Regions from separate parts of the Mus musculus genome. Here region 1 is linked to region 2. A link is a loop called in an ENCODE intact Hi-C map of the cell type or tissue named here. Cell type or tissue: heart. All regions are shown on one strand. Links, peaks and the distances in the headings refer to the core of each region. The heading gives the core; the rest is flanking DNA. Region 1 overlaps Jmjd1c (jumonji domain containing 1C). Region 2 holds the start of Nrbf2 (nuclear receptor binding factor 2).

What was found. A loop is a pair of places that touch in the nucleus more often than their neighbours do. Peaks named below come from ENCODE experiments on the same cell type or tissue, not always from the same donor. Only the 100,000 strongest peaks of a DNase experiment are listed, where the experiment ranks them.
Region 1: it touches region 2 in a loop (2.3-fold over the local background); 3 of 42 quality-filtered maps call a loop at or near these places.

What each region holds. Positions count from the first base shown.
Region 1 is chr10:67,180,377-67,192,367 of GRCm38, forward strand. Jmjd1c (jumonji domain containing 1C) reads left to right here. Exons shown (of 26, transcript NM_207221.3): 3 at 9,360-9,473. Among named protein-coding and RNA genes, the nearest start is that of Jmjd1c, 59 kb to the left of the region's middle. In heart, for the core only: a CTCF peak has its summit at 5,165; a DNase peak (open chromatin) is centred at 5,325; H3K4me3 peaks cover 3,340 bases; H3K27ac peaks cover 3,457 bases.
Region 2 is chr10:67,278,879-67,290,869 of GRCm38, forward strand. Nrbf2 (nuclear receptor binding factor 2) reads right to left here and starts at 6,403. Exons shown (of 4, transcript NM_001036293.2): 1 at 6,219-6,403. The coding sequence starts at 6,248. It overlaps Gm46200 (a long non-coding RNA gene), which reads left to right and starts at 6,555. Exons shown (of 3, transcript XR_001779690.1): 1 at 6,555-6,642. In heart, for the core only: CTCF peaks have their summits at 6,018 and 7,522 (motif pointing right); DNase peaks (open chromatin) are centred at 3,193, 4,793, 6,503 and 9,253; H3K4me3 peaks cover 2,288 bases; H3K27ac peaks cover 1,506 bases.

The sequences.
Region 1 (11,991 bases), core at 1,479-9,478, 100 kb before region 2:
CGACCTGTACAGCAGGTTGCCTTCTGCCTCCCATGCGCTAGGGTTAAAGGTGTGCACCATCTTGTCCTCAAGCTTTTCTTGGTTCATTTAGAGGTTGACCCTTCCTTGTTCCAGTTGTTTTTTTCTAATTCAATTTTTTTGAGACAGGTTGTCACTGTAGCCCAGTCCGGCCTGGAATCTAGTATGTGTGAATTTAGTGGTCTGTACCCTCCTGTCCCAGCCTCCCAGGCAGTGGGATGTTCATAGGCATCCCTTATCATCTGTGAGCTTGAAGGATGCACATCCCAGGTTAACACTGCTAGTAGTCAATATCTGTAGAATAGCAACCAGCCTGTAGTGAATTAACTTACCTTTTGCCGGATGTGTTGATAAAAAAAATTGGTTAAAGTCAGGCCTCCAGTAGTATCTTAGTTTCACATTCCTCTATTTAAAGTTCAAAGGTTAAAGTTTAATAGAACAGATGGCAGAATACTTTGCTCTCTGCCACCCTATGCTTGCAATCATGAAAACAATATACTCATTTCATGTCGTCCTACAATGGAAAACTCTCTCTGCACCTCCAGAATCCTGGGATTAATGACATTACTGCCGCAGCTTGCAAAGTTGTCGAGAGAGGAAATTGAGTAAAGCTTCAGTATTAGGAGGCCAGAGGACTAATGCGGGCAATTCTGAAAGAGAGAAGTCTGAAGTTAGAAACAACTCGAGTTTCAGTATGTGTCTTCTCTCAGAAGGCCTGAGAAGGGTTGGAGACTGAGTTCAGTATAAAGTCTGTGAGGTACTGGGTTTGCTTCTCCAGCATCTTAAAGAGAAACAAAAATCTAGGAGGAAAAGATTTTGTAAAATTACAAATTCAGCTATAATATAGAATTTCAAACCATCATTAGTGTAAACCTTTGACAAGATATCTGCAAAATTAAAAAATGGGCCTGGGTATTAGAATAGAATACGGCTGTTTCTCAGGCCACAGTGAGAATGGGAGAAGGGACACTAATTCTCCAAGGTAATTTCTAAGTTACTATCCTTTATTTAAGTTATCGATGTTCATATTTTTTGAAAATGACATGAATTATTCTAGGAAAAAAGATTTTCTTTCATTTATGTTTAAAAAATGATTTATTTATGTAAATGGCTGTTCTATCTTCCTGCATATCTGTGTGACAGAAGAGGGCATCAGATCCCAATATAGATGGTTGTGAGCCACCCTGTGGTTGCTGGGAATTGAACTCAGGACCTCTGGAAGAGCAACCAGTGTTCCTAACCACTGAGCCATCTCTCTAGCCCCCTAGTTTATCTTTTTATCATCAGAACCAAGCACATAGGACACCCGCATAGATTGTTTGAGTGAGGGTGCTACTACTACTTAAGGGTGAGTTGAGGGTTTCTGCTTGTTTTGTTTTATTGTGTTAAATCTCTCAGTGTGTATTCACTTGTGTGTATACGTGTTTGTAGAAGTCTGGGTTGATGTGATGAGTCTTCCTTGATTGCTTTTCTGCTTTATCCTTCAAATCAGGGTTTCAATAAAACTCAGAGCTTGCCAATATGGCTATAGACTACTTGCTCTGAGAATCCATCTCCAACATCAGAGCTAGACTTACCGGGGAACCACTGTGCCTACCAACTGTTGCGTACGTAGGTTGTAGAAACCTAAGCTCAGGATCCCTTGAGGGAGTGAGGAGAGGGGTCTGTTTCCTCTAGAAGCACATGGAGCACTTAACCTAAAGGCATAAAGCAATATTCTTCTGTGTTTGCACTGTGTGCAGGATCTGTATACATTGAATAATAAAATACTCCCTTGGGTATTTATCATGATAGAGAAATTTTCTGCTATATATTTTCATAGATATATAGAAACATGCTACACTGAAAAATATTCATCAGAATCTAAGGCCATACCTAGTTGAGGTTCTTTGTAGATGTGACTGTTCACTTATTTTTTTCCTATTAATATGTCTTTGGTGGTTTTTAAATTTAATAGTTATTTACTAGTTTATTCATTCATATGATTTGATTGATTGATTGATTGAGAAAGGTTCCTTTTTAAAGTCTTTAATGCTAGGACATTGGACAGAGAAGAGGTTCATTCTCTAGTATTATTGCCTTGATTATATCCCTGACAGAAGTTTTTGATTGTTGTTCTTGGGGTTTTTCTGGTCTTTATTGTTGGAGAAATCACCAGGCTTTCATTTTTTCATATATATATATATTTTACTTTTATAGGCCAAGCTAAAATGTAGCAAAAATGTCCAGTTAACCCTAAATTTCATGTACAGCCGTCTTATATTATCGGAAAGAACAAATTTTCTTTGGAACGCCAGATAGTGTTGCCTTCCTTTTAGCTCCTGTCACTGTTTAAGTTCTCAGTTCTGTTGATTTATTCAGCTTGTAACCTGGAAACCAGCTAAAAAGGAAGGAAACCAGATGTACATTTCTGGGCCCACTGGCGTAGCTTCCTTTTCCTCTAGCCTGGCTCAGCCTCTAGAAAAGGCCTCTTATTCTACAGCAGAGGGCTGGGTGGGGGTTGACTAGCCCTTCACCTGTGTCTGATTGGAGTTTCTCTCCCTTATGAATTTTAAAGAATAAGAACCTAGGAGCCTTGGTTAAGCAAGCAGCTTCCTGTGTCATCACCTCACTGTTTGCTGTGTGTTAGAAACTGGTCAGTATTGATTACAAGAACAAACGTATTAATGCATTTTCAAATACTTTAAATCCCAGTTCAACATTTCTTGTTGCCAGCCTTTTGCATGTATCTCTGAATCTTTGTTGTGCATCAAGAGTAGTCTAGCTAAGTTCTCTAGAGATGCCTTTTGACTTTTCTTCTTCCACCTAGATATAGTCTAAAATATGTTTAAGATGATAGTTGGTTCCTCAGTAATGGTGTTAGTTATTTTGATTTTATCTCGGGGCACAGGAATGGCTGACTGGCAGTTGGGCAGACTCTGTGGTTCTCAGTGCTGCTGCTTCTGTTGGGGTCTGATAGCACTTGCAGCATTTCAAAGTCTGTTGTATATATAATTAAACTTGAGTATGTACTGTATTACTACAAGATTAGCCCTGTGAAATAATAGACTTGAATTATTATGTAGTTTAAATTTTAGAAATGTAGAATAAAATGTACTTAGCTATATGAACATTTTGTCTCTGTGTTGTTCAGGATTTAGAAAGAGATTGCCATATATATATATATATTCATGAATATATATATTCATTCAGTGGTAGTCCTTTGTAACATATGTGGCCTGCTTTCCCTATCCATGTGTTTTCTATGTCATACGAATGAGTTATTAGGATTGTATATTGTGATCTAATCTTTACTTGACAGCATTAATATAATACTTTATGCTAAAGTAACATTTTAGTACCATCCATCACCTGTAAAATAAAGTATTTTATTTTAGTACTACCTATGCTCTGTGAAACAAAACCATATTTACTCCAATACTTAGAATAATCAATGCCTATTGTACCATCTTTATTCTGTGTCCATTTTTGGTTTTAGGGATAAGTTTTCAGTCTTGCCCAGGTTGGCCATAACTTTATGTCAGTCCCAGTCTCACCCTCACAGTTAACATCCAGTAAAATGTTATTTTCTCTCTCTCTCTCTCTCTCTCTCTCTCTCTCTCTCTTTGTTTTTTGTTTGTTTGTTTTGTATTTTGTTTTTTCAAGACAGGATTTCTGTGTGTAGCCCTGGCTGTCCTGGAACTCACTTTGTAGACCAGGCTGGCCTCGAACTCAGAAATCCACCTGCCTCTGCCTCCCTAGTGCTGGCATTAAAGGTGTGGGCCACCACCGCCCCGCCCTTATTTTCTCATTTTTATTGCATGTGTTCATAGTATGTTTCTTCATGGGACTGAAAACATTTTAGGTAAATATTAACACTGAAGCCTTTCTGTCAGAAGCTAACATTTTATTTTATGTAGTAAAGATTTAACATTTGATTATACTCAAAAATGAGTGAATGTGGCCTAGTGTTTAGCAAGGAGCCACAAATCATATTATGTATCTCTGGTCCTTGGGTTCTTGAGAAACCTCTGTTCATAAAGTGAGAAAACAGTGCCTTGGTTCAGAAAGAAATGCATATAATTTTAAGCCTTTTCACACTTTTATTAAAAATTAAAAAGCAACACACAGGGAATGATAATGTTAGCCAATGTAACCAAGGTATCATTGATTATAATCAGTGTGGATTTATCTTACATCTTAGCATGCAGTTCTTTTGTTTTGTTCAGACAACACAAACCTCACTTCCGGTGAACTGCATTTCAGATGCCCCATGGCCCCTCATGCGTAGTCACCCACTCCACTCAATACTGAGCAGCAGAATTCTCTTCTCTTCTCTTCTCTTCTCTTCTCTTCTCTTCTCTTCTCTTCTCTTCTCTTCTCTTCTCTGTAGGGTGCTTCTGAGATGCTTGTTGTTTATGTCAGCTTATTTTACTTGACTACATCTTTTCATGTTTCCTTGTGACAGGGTTGTGCTAGCCCAAGCTGGCCTGGAACTCATAGCATCCCCCACTGTGTTGGTATCTCAGGCCTGCATCACCACATCCAGTGCTCAGTTTTTTCTGTCTTTTTCCTTGGGGGTGGGGGGACCGTGTTTTTTGGAGAGACAGGTTTTTAGGCTAGGCTTTCCTTATACTCCCTAGGTAGCTGACAATGACCTAGAACTCCTGTCCTTGTACTTCCCAAGTAAGGGGATGAACCAGAAGTGAACCATTGACACTCAGCTTCACAAATAGTAAAACTTATTTTTCTCTGGGGTTTTTTTTTTTTTTAAAAAGATCATTTTAGGACAAAATAAGTTTTTCTTTTATTTTTGATTTTTATAATTCCAGCATTTCTCCTTTCCATTCCCTTCCTTCAAACCCTCTTGTATGTTATTCATCTTCTAAACCTTCTTGCTCTATTTCAAATTCAGTCTCTTTTTTCATTGTTATTGCACGAATATATGTGTATGTGTGTATTTCTAAGTATAATCTGTTCAGACTGTACAGTGTTACATAGCAAAATAATTTTTAAAATCCCAAACCACTATTTTAAAAGTAGTATAATGATACTCTTTATTTTTGCTAACTTGATATTTACAAGTTTTTTAGTTTTTTTCTTTCTTTCTTTGTTAATTCTGGAAAGCAAAAACTTTGTATTTGCTTTTTGAAGGCGACGGTAAATTTGAGCTCTTCGTCTCGCCACTAGTCTGTCTTTGTCTGTTGTTAAAATTATGAGCCAGTCTCTATGGCCGCAGCCAAATGAGTAATCACCAGTAATGTGACTCGTGCTGGAAGTGACTCCATCAGCACCTGTGACGGGGGATTAGTTACAGTTTACAGAGCACCGCCTCTTCCCTTCTCTCGAGCGCCCTAAGCCAAGTACTCGTTCTCATTTGGGTGTCTGCGCTGTTGGAAGCAACTGCCGTGTGTTTCCATGCAGACAGTACAGTGGGAAAGCTTCCTCTAGCTAATGGATGGCTGTTCTCTTTATTTGGAGTATCTTGCTGGTTATGTAAGCGACCTCGGGAGAAATTATCCTGACCCAGATCGGAGGATGCGGTAGTGCTTCAGCTGCAGGATTTCTTCGTCGTTAACACCACAGTGCTGATGACAAAGAGCAAGTTGTAATCCGCAGCACTGCCAGGGCTGAGCCGGGCAGACAGAAAATCGTCATTTGCTGCTCACAGGCTTGTTAGGTTACAGCCTCTGCTTCGTTCTGTGGTCTTGGCTTTTCTTCCTATACAATGACGGCGCTGCAAGTGAGCTCAGAAATGCTTGGTTTGAAAGCCATTTGCCTGTGATTGTTTTTGAAGACTAAAGAAGTATTTATGCTCGATTAAAAAAATACTGCTCACGAACAAAATGAAATGCCAGCTATATTTACTGACCTTTAAAGCCTTGGCTTGGATTGCTGAGATTTAAAGATACTTTAAAATTCTCAAGAACTAAGTACGGTTCGTATTTTTCTGCTTCCTTTTTCTTTTGTCTTTATTCCATTTGGTTTTGCTTCTTAGCCTTAGGAATTGAGGTCACTGTCTTTTATAGTTCTAGGCTCAGTGTTCTTAGTTTTAGTATTTTTAAAACTGTTTAGAAAGAGGTTTTCTGTGTTGACGATCATTTATAACACTAAAAATTTAATTTAAAACTGGAGCTGAATTGTTTTGAGTGTTTTGGCAGATGTGTTTCAAATTAGACAGCAGTGTTTTAAGGGGACTTGGAGCATTTGTTTTGTGGGGTTTTTTTTTTTTTTTGGAGGGGGTGCTGATATATTCCCTTCCCCACCCCCAACTTGTTTTCTAACAGTATTATGTTTTCAATAGACCTGCTTGGGTGGGAATTTGGACTTTGTTCTTTCAAAGTAGCTCCAGTCTTTTTTTCTATTTTGTAGGCTAAACCTTGACTTAGAAAATGTGGCCTAGATAGTTTAGTTTTATTATTTTCCTTTGTTGAGATCTAGACTTATAGTTTTGTACTTAATGAGCTTAATCTTTTTTTTTTTTAATCTGAAAAAGGAATTGTTAAATGTTAACAGGAGATTGTTAGAAACTCTGGCTGTAGACATAAGCCCCGTGAATTTCCTGTTAAGTACTAAACGGTGAGCTTTAACGTGTTTTGTCTGAGCAGCTGAGTTGTATTTGAGAACTGTAGATGATTTATTTAAAAATATTTTTCGGGGAGGGCTCATCTGTTGGCCTCTTCCTCATGTGAATGGAATGTGGCGCAGCGTGGAGCCCCAAACAGGATACAGTTGTTGGAGCATTCTTCCTATAGCGTGGTAGGCCCTTCTAGAAATATAGGCTCTCAGCCGGTCTATTTTGGCTTTAGGCTATTTTTAAAGTTTGGTTAACACTAACAGATGACCTTAACAGAACTCTGAATCCCCTAACAAAATGGAAAAAGGTGATTTGTTTCAACTAAATGTTCAGTTTTAAGTTAGTGTCTTTCACTTGGGGTTTCAAAGATTCAAGTCTTTTGTGATTAGGGCCATATTCTACTGGGCTTGCTTCCCCTTAGGCTGAGGAAGTTCCTCATAGAATGTCTTTAGAGTCATGAATTAGTTATGCATGAGTTCTACTGTCTGTACATTCCAGAGCACCTACAGCAGAGAAACTTTATTAAAGCTACAAAATCCATTTGTTTCCATTTTAACATGAATCTGTTTAATTTTTGATGTGTGTTAAGTACAAAAATTACTATGGTTACATAGTTGATTGCCACTTTAAGAAATCATGGTTTCTTTTAACTGCTTTTCAGATTTGTATTTAATATATCTTAATGTTTCTTTAACAGGCACTGTAGAGCACCTCTGGTTGGGGAGGGTGTTATGTGAGGTTTAAATGGAGCTGTACACGGGGTCACTTGTAAATTAGCCTTTCTATTTGTCATACACATTTACTAGCCAGATTTTACCAAGGACTGTCAACTAAATACCTTCAATTTTGAGGAATTGTGTTATCTAGAAATTAATCCTCTTTCTAAGTTAACTGGAGTAATTTAAATTATGTTAAGTTGGTGAATTTTACCCCTGAAGCCGGCCCACCTTGCAAAAAGGGCTCTGGAGAAGATCTTCGCAGGAATGTTTTTGATATTATAAAATGACTGGGGCTTAGGAGATGCAAAACACCTGTATTATTTGCATAAGAAAAAGGTACTTAGGGCTAATGTTGCTAGTGTCCAGTCCTGCTAAATTGAATTTTATCTTTAGCCAGTCTTTTTTTTTGGGGGGGGGGGGGTTATCCTTGATGCTTTGGCCTGAAGTGTTTGGACAAGAAACAGAAAATGTCCAAAGATTGAAAGTCCTTTTGAGAAGGAGCCAGTGTTCTCTCATTTACCAATGCTAAACAAGTAGAAGTATAATATGAAAATTTTTCATTGTAGAAATACGCTAACTTGATAGCTATCATGTTAACATATTTCATATAATCAGATAACATGAACTCTTAAGCGAGTACATTCTCTTATAAAAAATGATAGAATTATATGAAATATTAGGAATCTAGGCCCAAGAAATAGAAAATATTGGTAGCAGGCAATGATAGATGTACAGTTAGTGTGGGAATTTTCTATTTTGAAAGTTAATTTCTCACACAAAGTATTTTGAACATCTAGTACTTAAAAGGTTAGGCTGGGACACAGTAGAAAGTTATTCTAACTAGGTTCAATTATCATAAATGTTAAAAATAAATGGAAGAGACAGATTTTGTTTGTTTTGGGGATGGTTCTAGAGATACATACTGTAATTTTTCAATTTTTTTTCAAATAAGGAAAATGTTATTTGCTCAGGAATATTAATTGAATAGAAATGAGATATGTTTAAAATATACATCCTAATGAATCCACTTAACTCCTGGTAAGAATTTCTTAAGTGTAGAAAATTAGCTCTTTGAGAACCCCTTCAAACTGAAACTTTTTTTGTGTAATAACCAGAGTATTTTGTATTTCTTTAAGACATAATAGCTACAAGACAGGGTGGACAGGAGCACCAACAGCTTTGGAATCTGGGAGATACGTACTGTCTTGGTCAACAGTGTTGTTTTGTGTCCAGATGGTACCCAAGTTGCCTTGTCATGAGGAAATGTTCTTTTGGTACACATATATGCAGTTTAGAAGCCTAGTTGTTTAATTGCATTTTTCAGATTTTGATTCTTTCTTAGGAAAGCCACACTTTTTAAGATGGTAGAATTTTCTTTTCATTTTAAAGCTTTTAGAACAAACAGTAGTAGATACATGAATACATTTAATTTTGACTGACTCTGACTCTGCTAAGAATGAGAGTGTGGTGATAGTCATTTAAGAAAACAAACACTGTGCCCTTGTTTCCTTCCTCTAACTTTCCCACCTCACTGCCTGCTGTGTGATCTCAGACTTGCTTTGTGACAGTGCTAGCTAGAGACAGGACAGGGCTGGTGGGGACTGCTCTTCCTCACTGGTCTCTCCTGCTGCCCTCTGCTCTCATTGAAGTAACTGCATCTGTAGTTGTTCTGGGAGCAAGGCAGGGGTGGGGTAAGGTCAGATGCTTTCTGCTCAGTTAAAATCTCAGTATGAAAATTAGACTAACATCTCTAGTTAGGAGTAAACAGGGGTGAATGTGGTTGACTTCTTTTCATGTTTTCAGGGTTAAGCAGAAACATACACGTGTGCTTGGTAGTCTTTCAGAAATAGTCTATAGCATGATACAGTATAATTTCCAGCTTATTAATTATGGTTGTGTTTAATTATTTTTTAATGAATAAAAAGTATTCTATGGTTTTAATAAAAACGTTAGGTTATACCATTATGACGACCTTATTGAACCATTATATTGCCATGTACCCTTTGTATAACACTTTGAGGATACAACCAGAAAATAACCATTAGAACTTTTCTCTTTTTTGACAGACCTTCAAACCATTGGTTGAAAATAGTATACCTAGTTCTATCACTGCAGTAGAATTCCTTATAGATAAGCAACTGGATTTTTTAACAGAAGATAGTGCCTTTCAGCCATACCAGGTAAGGAACTGCACACCAATTGTTCATTAAACTTCATTCATATTCAGGGCATTCAGTATATTTTGATTATAGCATTACTTAGCAATAAATTTGTGCTGGGACTTTGTTGTGAGACAGGAACACTTTGGCTATAGCTAGGATTACAGGAGTGAACACAGCTTCCTGTTAGAGGAGAATTGTCTAGACACCAGGGTTACTTCTGTTCATCTTTGGCTCAGGGCTGCACCTATCTATAAATGTATTTGAGGGTTTGGTTTTGTTTTGCCATATACTTATTTGTTTATGAGGTTAACTAATTTATTAGAGTAAGTAAATGCATCTTGAGGGGAAATAGGTTTTCCAGTAGACAAATAGATTTAAATTATGTAAAGAAACTCATCACAACTATTAAACAATTTGTGGTGATTCATATCTATGATCCTGGGACGTAGGAGGCTGAAGTAGGAGGATCTCATTCAGGGCCAGCCTTGCCAACATAAGAAAACTGTCTCAGAAAGCAGAAAAGTGTGTTTGTGGGGGCAGGAGGTACTGGCTCTGGAGACATGTGTCAGCAGCTAAGTGCTCTTGGGGCTTTTGCAGAGGCCTGGAGGAGTTCCAAGCACCAACAGGAGGCAGGCAGGTCACAACTACCTATAGGCCAGCTCTAGGGGAGCTGATGCCCTCTTCTGGCTCTGGCTGGTTCCTGGCATGTGTAATATATAGACAGAGACATGCAGATGCTGTGATAAGTAAAATTAAGTTCCTTGTCTTTTAGCAAAGTAAAAGATAATAATAACCTATTTTTCTTAATCTTCTAGCTTATTGCAATCTTTAAATTTAAAAATGTTTACATTGTTTTAATAATGGACTTTAACTTCAGTATTTTAAATATATACAAACATTTGATGCAGACACTTTTTTTTTCCCCCCAAAGACAGGGTTTCTCTGTATAGCCCTGGCTGCCCTGGAAGTCACTCTGTAGACCAGGCTGGCCTCAAACTCAAATCCGCCTGCCTCTGCCTCCCAAGTGCTGGAATTAAAGGTGTGCGCCATCACGTCCAGCTTGCAGATTCTTTTCTAGTTAAATGTTTTAAGTAGTATTATAACTGGGTTAAACAAAAAAATGATGAAAGTATATTGGCTTTTTTTCCTTATAAAGAGTAGAAAGTTACTTGTTGTTTCCATGGGAAGGACCAGTTAATGAGCAGTGAGCCCGTGCTGAAGTTGTAACAGTGAGGGAGTTGGAGTCGAAATGGTTTCCTATTTTGAATCTTACATAGTTTACATTCATCTTTTACTGTTATTTCTCTTTCTTCTTTACACGGTGTAGTTATTATTTTGTTTTATTTTTTGGTACTGCTAGCTTTTATTCTTGGCTTACATTTCTGACTAGAATTCAAGCTAGTTCCAATTTAGTAATAGAGGCGTTGGCACTTTCCCCTTGGGCTTCCATTTGCTTTTGTGAGTGCTCTTTACTTACTATAGGCCTTATTATGTTTTTTCCCCCTTCCCCATTTCTAAATGTGCATCTAGGTGAGATAAAGGCTATCTCCAATTTATGGTTGTTTTCTCCTCTGTTTGCATTATTTGCACCATGAAAATTTAGTTTGGATCTGAAGTAGAATAGTTAAGTTGTGTACATACTACTTTTAAGAATAAAGTCTTGGTGGCCTGCCTGCAGCATGCTTGTTCAGAACAATGTGCTAACACTGGCTGGTTGTGCCCCCACCCGCCCAACACTTAGAAACTTCTCTCAGATTCTGGTCATTTTTGTTCTTTTTAATAAAAACAAAAGTACAGGAGCTAAATGTTTATATAGTTTGTTGAATTGTTTTATTGATCTTGTTCAGACAAATTCTCTACCTGAGAACTGAGCTGATTCTCTGAAGTTGCCCCTTTGACTTTTAATAATTGTTTTCCCCAAAAAAAAAAAAAAGTGTTAGCCTAAGAGTAGTTGACTTTTAGAACTTGTTGTTATAAGAAAGTTATTGCTTACAAGTGTTTCCCTGCCTTCCCTCTGTTTCGAGACAGGACTAACCCTATAGCCCAGACTCTCCTACAACCTATGAGGCTTTAGCCTCCCTGGGGCTGTTATTATGGGAGGTGAGCAACCTCACCTAATTACAAATAATTCTTTAGGTTTTCTTTAAATCTTGTTAAAAGTATCCACATGCAGTTTATAGGTGCTGCTTATATGTTTTTAGCCTGCTGAATAGAAACATTGACAGAGGTCTAACATGGCTTAACTTCCTTTTTTGTAATTATCCAAGTGTGGGAAATATAGACATGAGAAAAAAATACTCGTTTCTTTTTCTTTTAATAAGAGAGACTTTATTCTAGAATGTTGTTTGTAATCCGTTACACAAGCAGGACCTTAGGTCTTTGGCATCTTATACATGTTACCTTTTACTTCCTTGATTCTCAGCTGTAATGGTAATTGTGCATAAGTCAAAGGAGGTGGAATGCTTAATTAGCTTACAACTTATTGTCACGGTTGTTTTCTGACATTAAATTTCATAAAGCTGTTTCATATTAAAAA
Region 2 (11,991 bases), core at 2,488-10,487:
CAGCATAATGAATTTAAGACCAGCCTGAGCCACACAAGACCCTGTCTCTAAAAAGGTAGAAGATACTATAGAAATCTATAGTCACCATTATCTTTTAAAGAGTCTTTAGAGGATTCCTATTCTAAAACTGTTCTGTTTAAACATTGTGATAAAATTATAGCCATTAAAATAAATTCACAAAATTGTTTCTTTAGAAATTCAAAGTAGAAAAACCAAAATCAAAATACAGTCTACCTTTCTATACACTGCTTTTCCTTGGCACCAGGATGCCTATAGCAGATGCCATATTCTTATTATACTGCCTAGTTTTCTGGACACCTAAAAAGAATCCTAAACTCCAGATTTTCAAACCTCAAATCTGTTCAGGTTTGGTCTGTTGCTATGTGTTGTAATGCTAAGTGTGGGGGCCCCAAGACCTGGCTGCCCAGAGACAGTCCACACATAGACTCAAGTGACCCTATATGACCTTACCCCCCAAGTTATTTACGATTGGTAAATAAAGATGCCTACAGCCTATAGCTAGGCAGAATTAAGACAGGTAGTGCTAGGTGTTCCCTGAAGACACCAGGATGGAGAAAGACGTGAAGAAAGAGGAGAAAGACGCCATAGGTTAGGAGTCAAGAAAATATGGTCCTGAGGGCTGGCCAATTGAATTATTGGAGTTAAGAGCAGCACAGATGAAACAAAGTAAGTAATAGCTCTGGGTTATTGATAGGGAAGTAAATTCCAGTATCATAGAGAGTAGGTCTGCCCTGCTCTTGTGCTGATTAAGGCTTATTATAAATATAAAGGTTGTGTGTGTCTTTTATCTCGAAATGAAGTGGTAAAAGGCAAGATAGAAACCCCAGATTTGGGATTAAATATTTATCCCAACAACAGAAATCAGAAAGCAAGTATAACATAGCATAAAGGGTTGTAAATACAGGACGTTTGAGAGCAGCCAGGCAGAAAACACAAGGCTGAAACAGTTAGTTCAAAGTCTATCAAAGGAGATTCCCCACATGCTCCCAGACCCTTACCACTGCTCTTCCTGCCCCTTTCTTTGGAGTAATAACTCTTTTGGCTTAAACTAAGACAAGTGGACTCCCATCATCTAAACCCAACAAAAATCCTAGCAACTACAATTAGGGTGCTGAGTGAATGAATTTACTGTCAAGAAGGACTTTTTTGCTTCTCTGGGATGCTTTTAAAAATGCAAGTTCAAGGCTACCTTTCTTAGCACGGTGTACCAGCATTCAGAAGGCAGAGACAGGCAGAACTCTGTCAGCTGAAGGCCAGCCTGGTCTACATAGCAGGTTTCAGGATGAAGAAACACCACCCCCCACCACCATCAAACAAACAAAAAAACAAAACTCCGAGTTAAATGATACTATCTCCTATATCTTTCAATCTATTAATATCTATGACTTGGAGTGCTATATCAAAAGGAAAAGAAAAAAACAACATTCCAAATATTAGAAAGAAGGCAGAGAATATCTACTATACTCCTGACGTGTATGGTCATTGGTTGGGACCAAAGGAGACATATTAGCCCCATGCCCCAATCAGTCCACCAGTGCTCCCACGAACAAGGATCAAGCAGTACCTCCAAACACACGCACTGAGTCACCTGTCTAATCAGTACAAGGAGTAATCGTAAGGTAACGGCTCAAGTGGTGAATCTGAAGCTCTCATTCACGTCTATGCTGAAGACCAACACTGTCCCCTTGTATTGCTTTGTTATAACCTTTTCCCTTCCATCAGTTTCTAGTTTAGCTTGTTTTTCTTTTTCCTTTTTTGGAAACTGTCACCATCTGCTGTTAGATGGTGAAAATCTAGTATAGGACCTTTCAAATCAATCTGGTGAATTTTGATGGTATTAAAAATCCACAGGCTGCAAGATTTTGCTGACAGGACCCTGATATAGCTGTCTCTTGTGAGGCTATGCCAGGGCCTGGCAAACACAGAAGTGGATGCTCATGGTCAGCTATTGGATGGATCACAGGGTCCCCAATGGAGGAGCTAGAGAAAGTACCCAAGGAGCTAAAGGGATCTGCAACCCTATAGGTGGAACAACAATATGAACTAACCAGTACCCCTGGAGCTCGTGTCTCTAGCTGCATATGTAGCAGAAGATGGCCTAGTCGGCCATCATTGGGAAGAGAGACCCCTTGGTCTTGCAAACTTTATATGCCTCAGTACAGGGGAATGCCAGAGCCAAGAAGTGGGAGTGAGTGGGTAGTGAAATGGGGAGGGAGTAATGAGGGACTTTTGGGATAGCATTTGAAATGTAAATGAAAAAAAATACCTAATTAAAAATCCAGAGGCTGGACCGAAGGCTAAGCAGTAAGAGCACTGGCAACTCTTGTTTGATTCCCAGCACCCAGATGGTGGCTCAATAAGGTCTCAAACTCCACTTCCATGGAACCCAATGACCTCTTCTGGCCCAAGGCTCTAGGCTCATATGCGGTACACAAACATACACAAAGGCAAAACACTCACATACATATTTTTTAAAAAATCATCTAACATTAAGTATTACTGCACCTCAAATGTAGCGAACGTTATATTTTGACTTTATTTTAGGTGTAATGTGAGAGGCCCTATGTTTCTGCAGAAGCCCAAGAGGCTCTTCCACTGTACAGCAGTTTGACAGCTCCACACACAAAGCCAATTGCTATCAATCTATAAGGACTTCTCAGTGCGGGTAAAGCAGATGGGTAAATAATGCCCTAATACAAAGCTCAATGATCTATTTTAGATTCTGCCTTCTAAACCCCACTATCTCGATTTAGTCTGCATTTCTATGTCATAATCTATAAAACTGGTAGCTCATGTCACTATTAAGGAAAGATTAATAATGAAGCCCTACCACTTTCCAACTGTTGGCTACAACTCAGCACTCCATTACCATCCCCCAAGCTCCCTAACCCCGTGGTGCTTCCCAGTAAGCCCAGCCCCGAAGATGGCACAGGATTTCCTTCCCTTCCATTATTTCCAGGCCAACAAATTCAGGTGCACAGAGAGCACACCTTGGCCCATGATATGAACCTTTTTTTCCTTGGATGAGAGGCTTGAGAGCGTTAACCACTCCAGGCAAGATAAGAACTGAACACTGCAGAGGAGAGCTGCTGTCACTCAACACTCCACACTCCCAGCACTCTTAAGAGAAAACAAGAGAGCTGGAGGATGAACACAGAAAAAACAAAACAAGTGTGGCTCTGCGGTCACGTGGGCACTGCCTGCAGCGTCCAGGCAAGCACGGCATGAACAACAGTCATGCACACTAACCCTGACATCACTGCCCACACTGGCAGCGCTAGAAATCACCTCACGGAACTTGTGACGTTCATTTGCTACCAATTGAATGCCAACAATTAAATGCATGGAAAGAAATACCTAACACACACTAAGTGATTTTATAAGTTACAATTTTTCCACATTAAAAATTAACAAATGGGTGTGGTGGTACAGGCTGGTCAACACAACACTCAGGAAACTGTGGCAGGAGGATCACAAGTTTGAAGCCTGAACTCCACACTGAAGCCTGTTCTTAAGACCCTACCTCAAATAAGCATATAACACAAAGGAAAAAACTGGACAGAACAAATTTATTTAGAATTGAAAGACTATTTTCCCTCAAAGGAAGTATAATTTCTCTTGACCAACTCTAAAAATTAGAAAGCTAGAACATTTGTAATAGCTACATATTAAAATGCAGTATGAATTCCATCTACTCTCTTCTACGTCCTGAAAATTCCTTGCTATAACCTTAACAATAAGAGGCACAGTGACACAGTCCACTCTAAAGAGCACACAGAAATGAAAACCACAAGTACATTAATAGGAAAGCATTGTTAGAAGGTGATGACAAGCTGGAATGCAGGGTATTTAAGGGACTGACCTGAGCAATCATTTAATTCCCCTCAGCTTAGGCCTGTTCACCAGCAAACCTCACACACACTTGTACTAAGTCCCAAGGATGCTCTGAGGGCATGGGATTCTAAACCCAGGTACAGTAGTGAAGTTCCATAGTAGGCATTTGGAGTACATTTCCATGACGAACTGTATGGTTTACGAGAACTTTCATTAAGTCACAGAATTTAGGGCTACCTTTTCATGTTGGGGGAAGACAAGGCTGTGTACTCACTGACATTCAGAAACAAAACAAAACTTCAAAAAACTTTAGTCTAGGGCTCAGTGGATAAAGACACTCACTCACACACACACACACACACACACACACACACACACACACAACACACACCGCTTACATGAGTTCAATCTCCAAACCCACATGGTGGAGGGAAATGACATTCCCAAGCTGTCTTGATTTCCACAGAAATGACCCGCGCACAGACACAAGCCCTAGTCTCTAGCACCTCTTTAACAGAAGCTTGCCAATGCTACTCTGCAATGCACTTAAATCATTCAAGTAAACACCCTGTTACCTTTCAATGGTTAGCTAGGCTGAAAATCAGAAATCTTCAAAATCTCAAATGGCTTAAAAATTCAAACTGCCACATTTCTGAAATTTGTCACGTAAATTTTAGGACCGGATAATGGAATTGTGCTAGCCTCCTAATTTACCTATTTAAGACAGCAAACCTCAGCAGGGCCTGGAATCCCAGCATTTAGAAAGCTAAGCTCATGACCAGCCTGGGCGACAGTGAGCTTGGAGCTAGCATGGCTCAAACACACAGTAGCTAAATAAAAGTCCCATTGCCACCAGCTGCCTCCTTTATCCCAGACTGAGGGATTGGTACTCCAACTTCCACTGCCCCAGTTTCAGTGTTCTCATAGGGAACACCGAATACGCTTGTGGAGCAGGTAGCCAGGGTTAGGCTACACCCTGCTGCCAAATCAAGTGAAGCTAACTGGAAGTGAACCAGTGATCGTTCGGCAAGGACACTTGAACTTTGAAGCACTCGGTAAACAGCTGGCTACGACTAATAATATTCCTGTGGAGTTTCCCTGGTGAGCCACCCATACTTCACTACAAACTATAGTTGGCCACACAAATTCTCTTACAAACAAGAGAGGCGCGAGGTTATTTCCCTAGCTCCCCAAAACTCACCAGTGTAGCCTCATTAGCCTGAAGTGTAATCCACTTAGAAACGGACGCAGGGTCTAAATTAGTAACTCTTGGGTAGATTTCTCGGAGCTGCAAACCTGGCGCCAGGGATGGAACCATAGCTTTAGGTGTTCACTCTCCAGCGTTGACGCTCAACACTCCCAAATCTCATTAAGTGACAGGGGCTACGGTCTCACTGGAGCAACTAACTCTTCCAATGTTCCATCCATAACGTACAGTTCTACGTGTCTCTTATCTATTCAGTCCTTTAATCCTCACAACGAACGAGGGTTAAAACAAAAACAAAAAAAAACAATGAAGTGAAAATTTTTGTTCAAGGTCTCTTGAGGCTATTAGGTGACTAAGCCCGAGTTCAAATCCAGGAGTTTGGCTCCAGAAATCCATAGTCTGAAACCACAGACTCTGGCTTCTCTGCACAGCACGGACCAGGCTCTTCCAAGCCGGGAGGGAGGGCAGAGTTCCAAAGGAAGCAATCAATCTTTCCCGGTCCTGCTCTCAATCCCTCCGCATCATCGCAAACCACCTACAGACTTGGGACTTGCAAAGTTTTACTCCGCAACACTAAGGAACCAGACGTCTGCATCTGAATTTCATGAACCTTTTCCCAGGAAACCCGAAGATGTCCTGTGATCACACTTAGAACAGAACTGTGGGAGGTTTGGGGTTTTGTGGGGTTGTTTGGGGCGGTGTGTGTGTGTGTGTTCCTTTTTGCCCCAAACAATAATGACCCGGCCCCCTGTGTGTCTCTCTGTATGTGTTTCTGAGAAAGGCAAACACGTCTGGTACTTTCGTGAGCCTTAAAGCAAAGGCACCGGGCTGCGGGGCGTGGACTGGGGTTCCGATCCAGCTGTTTCAGAGGGGCCTTCGCTAGCCCAGCTGCGAGGGCAGCAGGGAAGAGGGGGTGCGGTGTGCGAGGCGCGGCCCCGACACCCCGACTCTGCCCGCGGCCTGCAGGCGGCGGCTACGTGGCGCTGGGACGCGGTCCCAGCAGGGCAGATGCCACGGGCCCCGAGGGAGAGGCCTGAGCCCCGGGGATCAGGGTCCCCTCCATGAGCTCGCGGCTCCCCCTTCAGTGCCGCTTGACCCCCTCAGCCCGCGTTTCCCCGCAGCCTACCGGTCCCCGACTCAGCCCGCGACCACTCACAAGGTTGAGGGGTCCTTCCATCACTTCCATAAACCCCGGGGTGAGCAGCGGCCCGAGGCGGAGCGGCGGCGCCCGGGCACATGGAGGGGCAGCGAGGGCAGGGAGACGCGGCGGCTGGCAGGAGGCTCCTCGCAGAACCCGGAGCCGGCAGTGAGAGCCCAAGAGCGACAGCCGCGCCACTTCCGCCTCCGACGTCGCGTCGCGGGGGGCCGTCCCGGCGTCGCTGCGCGCGGCGGCGTGACGTCGCCACGCGCCGGCGCGAGGCAGGGGGCGCGGCTGGGGTGAGAGCATGGGGTGGGCGGGGCTAGGGGCGGGGCAGCAGCTAAGTGACAAAAACCGCCCCTCTCCTCGCGAGAGGGAGCTCTGCTAGACTTCGGCGGCGGCTGTCACGTGATGAGCCGGGTCTGGCTAGTTGGTTAATAAGGTCACTCTGCACGCTTGACCTTTCTTCCTTCCCGTAGGCTTTCTCAGGTCCTCTCCTTGTACCTCACCCCTCCTTCTCCGTTTCTGTTCTATCTCCGTTGACTTTTTTTTAAAAAGCAAATTTGAGCCAAGTTAACACCCTGCACTAGATCCGCCTTACAGGAGGTTTCCATATTTTTTGCCTTTTGGCAGAGAGTCTGTGGCCCAGATCTTGTACATGTGGCAGTCTTGTGTCGAGCATATGAGCAGGTGCCACCATACCTCCACTCCACCGAGAGGATTTGACAGAGATAAGTGACCCCAGGGTCACAAACTAATTCTAAAGCAAGAAGGATTATAAGCCACCAAGTATAACCGTTCTTCAACAACTATGTACTAAATCACTGTGCTAAGGTCTTTCTGTTTCCGCACCCACTGGCAAGTAGATATGGTTTATGGAGAAAGGGAGATGGAGAGGAGCTGAGAGAACAACTAACATATTGTGTGAAGGAAACCGGGCTTACCTGGAGGTTTTTTTTTTTTTTTTTTTTTTTTAAAGATTTATTTATTTTTATTATATATAAGTACACTGTAGCTGTCTTTAGACACTCCAGAAGAGGGCGTCAGATCTCATTACGGATGGTTGTGAGCCACCATGTGGTTGCTGGGATTTGAACTTCGGACCTTTGGAAGAGCAGTCGGGTGCTCTTACACACTGAGCCATCTCACCAGCCCCTTACCTGGAGGTTTTACAGTACCAAATTCTGTAATGAAAAAAACTTCAAAGAACCACATGAATGTACCTTTAAGAATTTGTAATATTGGAGGACGTGGAGACGCAGGTTGGGTGTTAAAGGAAACCCACCTGGGGTGTGATTTTTTTTTAAGATTTATTTATTTAATTTATTTTAGTACACAGTCACTGTCTTCAGACAGACCAGAAGAGGGCATCAGATCCCATTAGAGATGGTTGTGAGCCACCATGTGGTTGCTGGGAATTGAACTAAGGACCTCTGGAAGAGCAGTCAGTGCTCTTAACCTCTGAGCCATCTCTCCAGCCCCCTGGGATGTGATTTTTTTTTTTTAATATGAAACCTTAAAAAGCCAGCCGAGGAAAGAGCAGAGGCAATGTACAACATCTGTAAACGGGGAGGAAGAGATGACATATATAACTTAATATGAATAATATATAGCATATATATCTAAAATGATTTCAAAAGCCACATGGGTTGTGAAGTGGGCCCTAAGGTTTCAGGTACTAACCAGACCCCAATTACTTACCTTGATTGAAGCTTGGAAGATGCAAACAAGGAGCCATTCGGGCCAGGCCCAGACTCCTGATCTATGGCATTTGTTATTTAGTATGTGTGTTGTCTCAAGCCATTGTATCTGGTAGTTTGTTCTATGGCTGTCCTGATTAGCTTTAACTGACACTGCCTGAGTCACCTAAGTGGAGAGCCCCAATTAAGGTATTTCCCGGATGTGATTGGCTGGTGGATAGTCTGCAGGGATTGTTTTGAGTCTTAGCTAATGTAGAAGGGCACAGGTCCAGTGGATGGGATAATCCCTAGGCAGGTGGTCCTGAGCTGTATAGAAGTGTTAGCTGAGATTATTATACTCAGCTTGGGAACAGTGCCCTCCATGAGATTATTATAATAATCTCCATGAGATTATTATACTCAGCTTAGAGAACAGTGCCCTCCATGGTTTCTGCTCTGCTTCTTTGGCTGTGAAGTAAGTTCCTCCATCAGAGGTAATGCTGTTGAGAATAGCAAGCAGACCTACCTTGAAGAAGTCCCTGCCTTGAGTTCCTGACTCATCTTCTCTCAGTGATGGACTGCCACCTGGGATTGTAAACCAACCAACCTCCCCCCAACCCACCCCCCCCCACTACAATATTGCTTTTGGTCAAGGTGTTATCATAACAACAGAGAAGAAACTGAAACAGTGACATAGACTGGTGGCATGGTATTTGAGACTCTCCCAAGATGATGAAACTGAAAAGCAGGACTTTTAAAAATATTTAAATAATTTAATTGTTAAATCTTATTAAATTAATAAGGTCAAGATGCAGAACACTCAGCTCTTTCTCCAGCAACATTCCTTCCTGGACAGTGTTATGTTTACCCACCATGATGCTATTGAACTGAATCTCTGAAACTATAAGCCAGCCCCAGTTAAATGTTGTCCTTTATAAGAGCTGCCATGGTCATGGTATCTCCTCATAGCAACGAAACCCAAACTAAGACAGTTCCCCAGCAATTATTTTTATGCCCACTCATTCAATCCCAACAGACTCATCTTAGAGACTGGCCTGATGTTATAAGATTCAACAGCCTAGCTAGGTTTTAAATTTAGGTCTGGCTGGCTATAGGCCTGCTTCTCTTTTCACCAGCAGTGGTTAAGTCTCTGTTGGAATAACATGTGATGCTGGCAATAATGGACATAGACTGTTTCGGGTAACCCGGTGCAATTCCTTAGGTTATTTTTGGTTTTTGCAAGTTCACGCCCCAAGTTCTACAAGATTCAAGCTAAAAAGAGAGTTGCTATTGTTAGTCACTGTGTTCTCCCCAGGGTATGTGCCAGGAACTATTTACAACCCAGACTGGGCAAGACCCAGCATGCAGGGGGGTGGGGCTCAGTGGGGAAGCCAGCAGGCTGCAGCTCCTTGGACTCTGAGCCAAGTGGTCCAGTTGCTCCAGCAGGAGCCAGGATGAACAAAGCCAAGTTAAACAGCAGCCAGGCATTGTGTTCCACCAAGTTCAACAGAGGGGAAGCCAATGAAAGTAGACTTTCATACTCTTATTCAGTAAACTGAAACCTGAGAGAGTCAGTCAAATGAAGGTAGATAGGTCTGATTCTACCAGTTTGGACCTGGCTTAATGTTTCTCAAACAGAGAAGCAGAAACACTCACTCAAAAGTCATAGGTGTCTTTGGGCCTCATAGCTGGTGGCAGACCATAGGGCTTCCTGGTTCCCATCTGTAAACATTTCACCTGTTGATTTGACATGTACATGAGAAGTCCCTTAAAGCTACACATTCTCTTTCATATGTTTTTAGTAGTGTGTGTGTGTGTGTGTGTGTGTGTGTGTGTGTGTTGGGGGTCTCAGTATATTGCCCATGCTGGCTTCATACTCCTGAGCTCGAGTGCTGCCCCTTCCTCAGCCTCATCAGTAATGGAGGCTATCATCAATGTGTACCATCATACAGACTCCCCCTCATTTCTATTTTGTTCCAGGCTTTTTGTAGCACTGAAGTGCCTTAATCAGATTCTCTTTAAGGGCTGGAGAGATGGCTCAGTGTGTAAAATGCCCACCAGAAAAGATTGAGTGCCTGAGTTCAGATCCCCAGCATCCACACAAAATCCGATGCAATGGCCTGCCATTGTCAGTCCGGTACTGGCATGGAGGAGGGTGACAGGCAGATCCCCAGAGCCTACTCCCCACTTCTCAAGAAAAAAAAAATAATAGCCACTGAGGATGACATCTGATACCACATTTAGCTCAGGCATGAACTCGTACATGCACCCACAAGAACACATACATGCAACACACACACACACACACACACACACACACACACACACAGAGCTTCTGTTAAAAGTATTTTCCATAGATATCATGACTCTTGTACACCACTAATCAATTCAGTCCTTCTGTATTCCTGAAGGCATCCTAACTAGACAAGACTGACACAGAGGGCGTGTGATGGTTTTGTATACGCTTGACCCAGGAAGTGGCACTATTAGGAGGTGTGGCCTTGTTGGAGATGGTGTGTCACTGTGGGCGTGGGCTTTGAGACCCTCATCCTAGCTACCTGGAAGTCAGTATTCTGCCAGCAGCCTTCAGATGAAGATGTAGAACTCTCAGCTCCTCTTGCACCATGCCTGCCTAGATGGTGCCCTGATCCTACCTTGATGATAATGGACTGAACCTCTGAATCTGCAGCCCAATTAAATGTTGCCCTTTATAAGACACTGGGCATGGTGTCTGTTGACAGCAGTAAAACCCTACAACAGGGCAGCTGCTCTACCATCCTGAGAATCTAAGCGGAGGCTTCAGGGATGAACCATCATAGCAAAAGTAGGATTGTTTGTTTGTTTGTTTGTTTGCAATGAACTAATTCTTTGAGCCGCTTTGCAAATGCTATGCCAAGTACTCCTGAGACAGATCCTCAGCCTTTGTTTATCTTAAGATAGTCCATGTAGCCTAAAATGGCTTTTGTCTTAGTGTTCCATTGCTGTGAAGAGACACCATAGCAACTTTTTTTTAAAAATAATTTTTTAAATTTATTTTTATTTTATGTGCATAGGTGTTTTGCTTGTATGAATGCCTTTGTGAGGTTATCAGATCCTGGCGTTACAGATAGTTGTCAGCAGTCATATGGGTGCTGGGACTTGAACCCAGGTCCTCTGGAAGAGCAGTCAGTGTTCTTAGCTGCTGAGGCAACTCTTAACCGCTAAGCCATCTCTCCAGGCCAATGCAACTCTTATAAAGGCAAACTTTTAATTAGGGTTGACTTACAGTTTCAGAGGTTCAGTCCATTATCTTCATGGCAGGAAGCATGGCAGCATGCAGGCAGACATGGTGCTAGAGAAGGAGCTGAGAGTTCTACATCCGGATCAGTAAGCAGCAGCAGGAGACCATGTTCTACACTGGGTGTAGCTTGAGCATGTAAAACCTCAAAGCCTGTCCCCACAGTGACACACTTCCTCCAACAAGGCCCCACCTTCTAATAGTGGCTACTTCCTGTGAACCTACAGGAGGGGTGGGGGATGACGGCTCTTTCTTTCTTCCCTCCTTTCTCTCTCTCTCTCTCTCTCTCTCTCTCTCTCTCTCTGTCTCTCTCTCTTCCTCCTTTTTAACAAATATTTACTTATTTAATATTTTAAATATTTATTTAATTCTCTCTTTCTCTTTCTTCCTTTCCTTTTTAAAAAATATTTATTTATTTAATGTATGCAGTATACTATAGCTGTCTTCAGACACACCAGAAGAGGGCATCAGATCCCACTACAGATGGTTGTGAGCCACCATGTGGTTGCTAGGACCTGAATTCAGGACCTCTGGAAGAGCAGCCAGTGCTCTCAACCTCTGAGCCACCTCTCGAGCCCTATGGGGGCCATTTCCATTCAGACCACCACAGCCTTGAACCAAAAAGCCTGGGCTCTTGAGCTCTGACATTGTGGATGCAGTATGGATTTTCTGCAGGATGAATTTTCTAGTTGGTGGCCATCATACTGCACTGAGCGTGTTTGACCTCACCTGACCTTACAGATTTCACTCCACACTTCCACTCTTATGGTCATATGGGTGCCCCTCTTCCTCTCCTTTCATTTCCTTTTTTAGTTTTGAGACAACTTAACCTTTT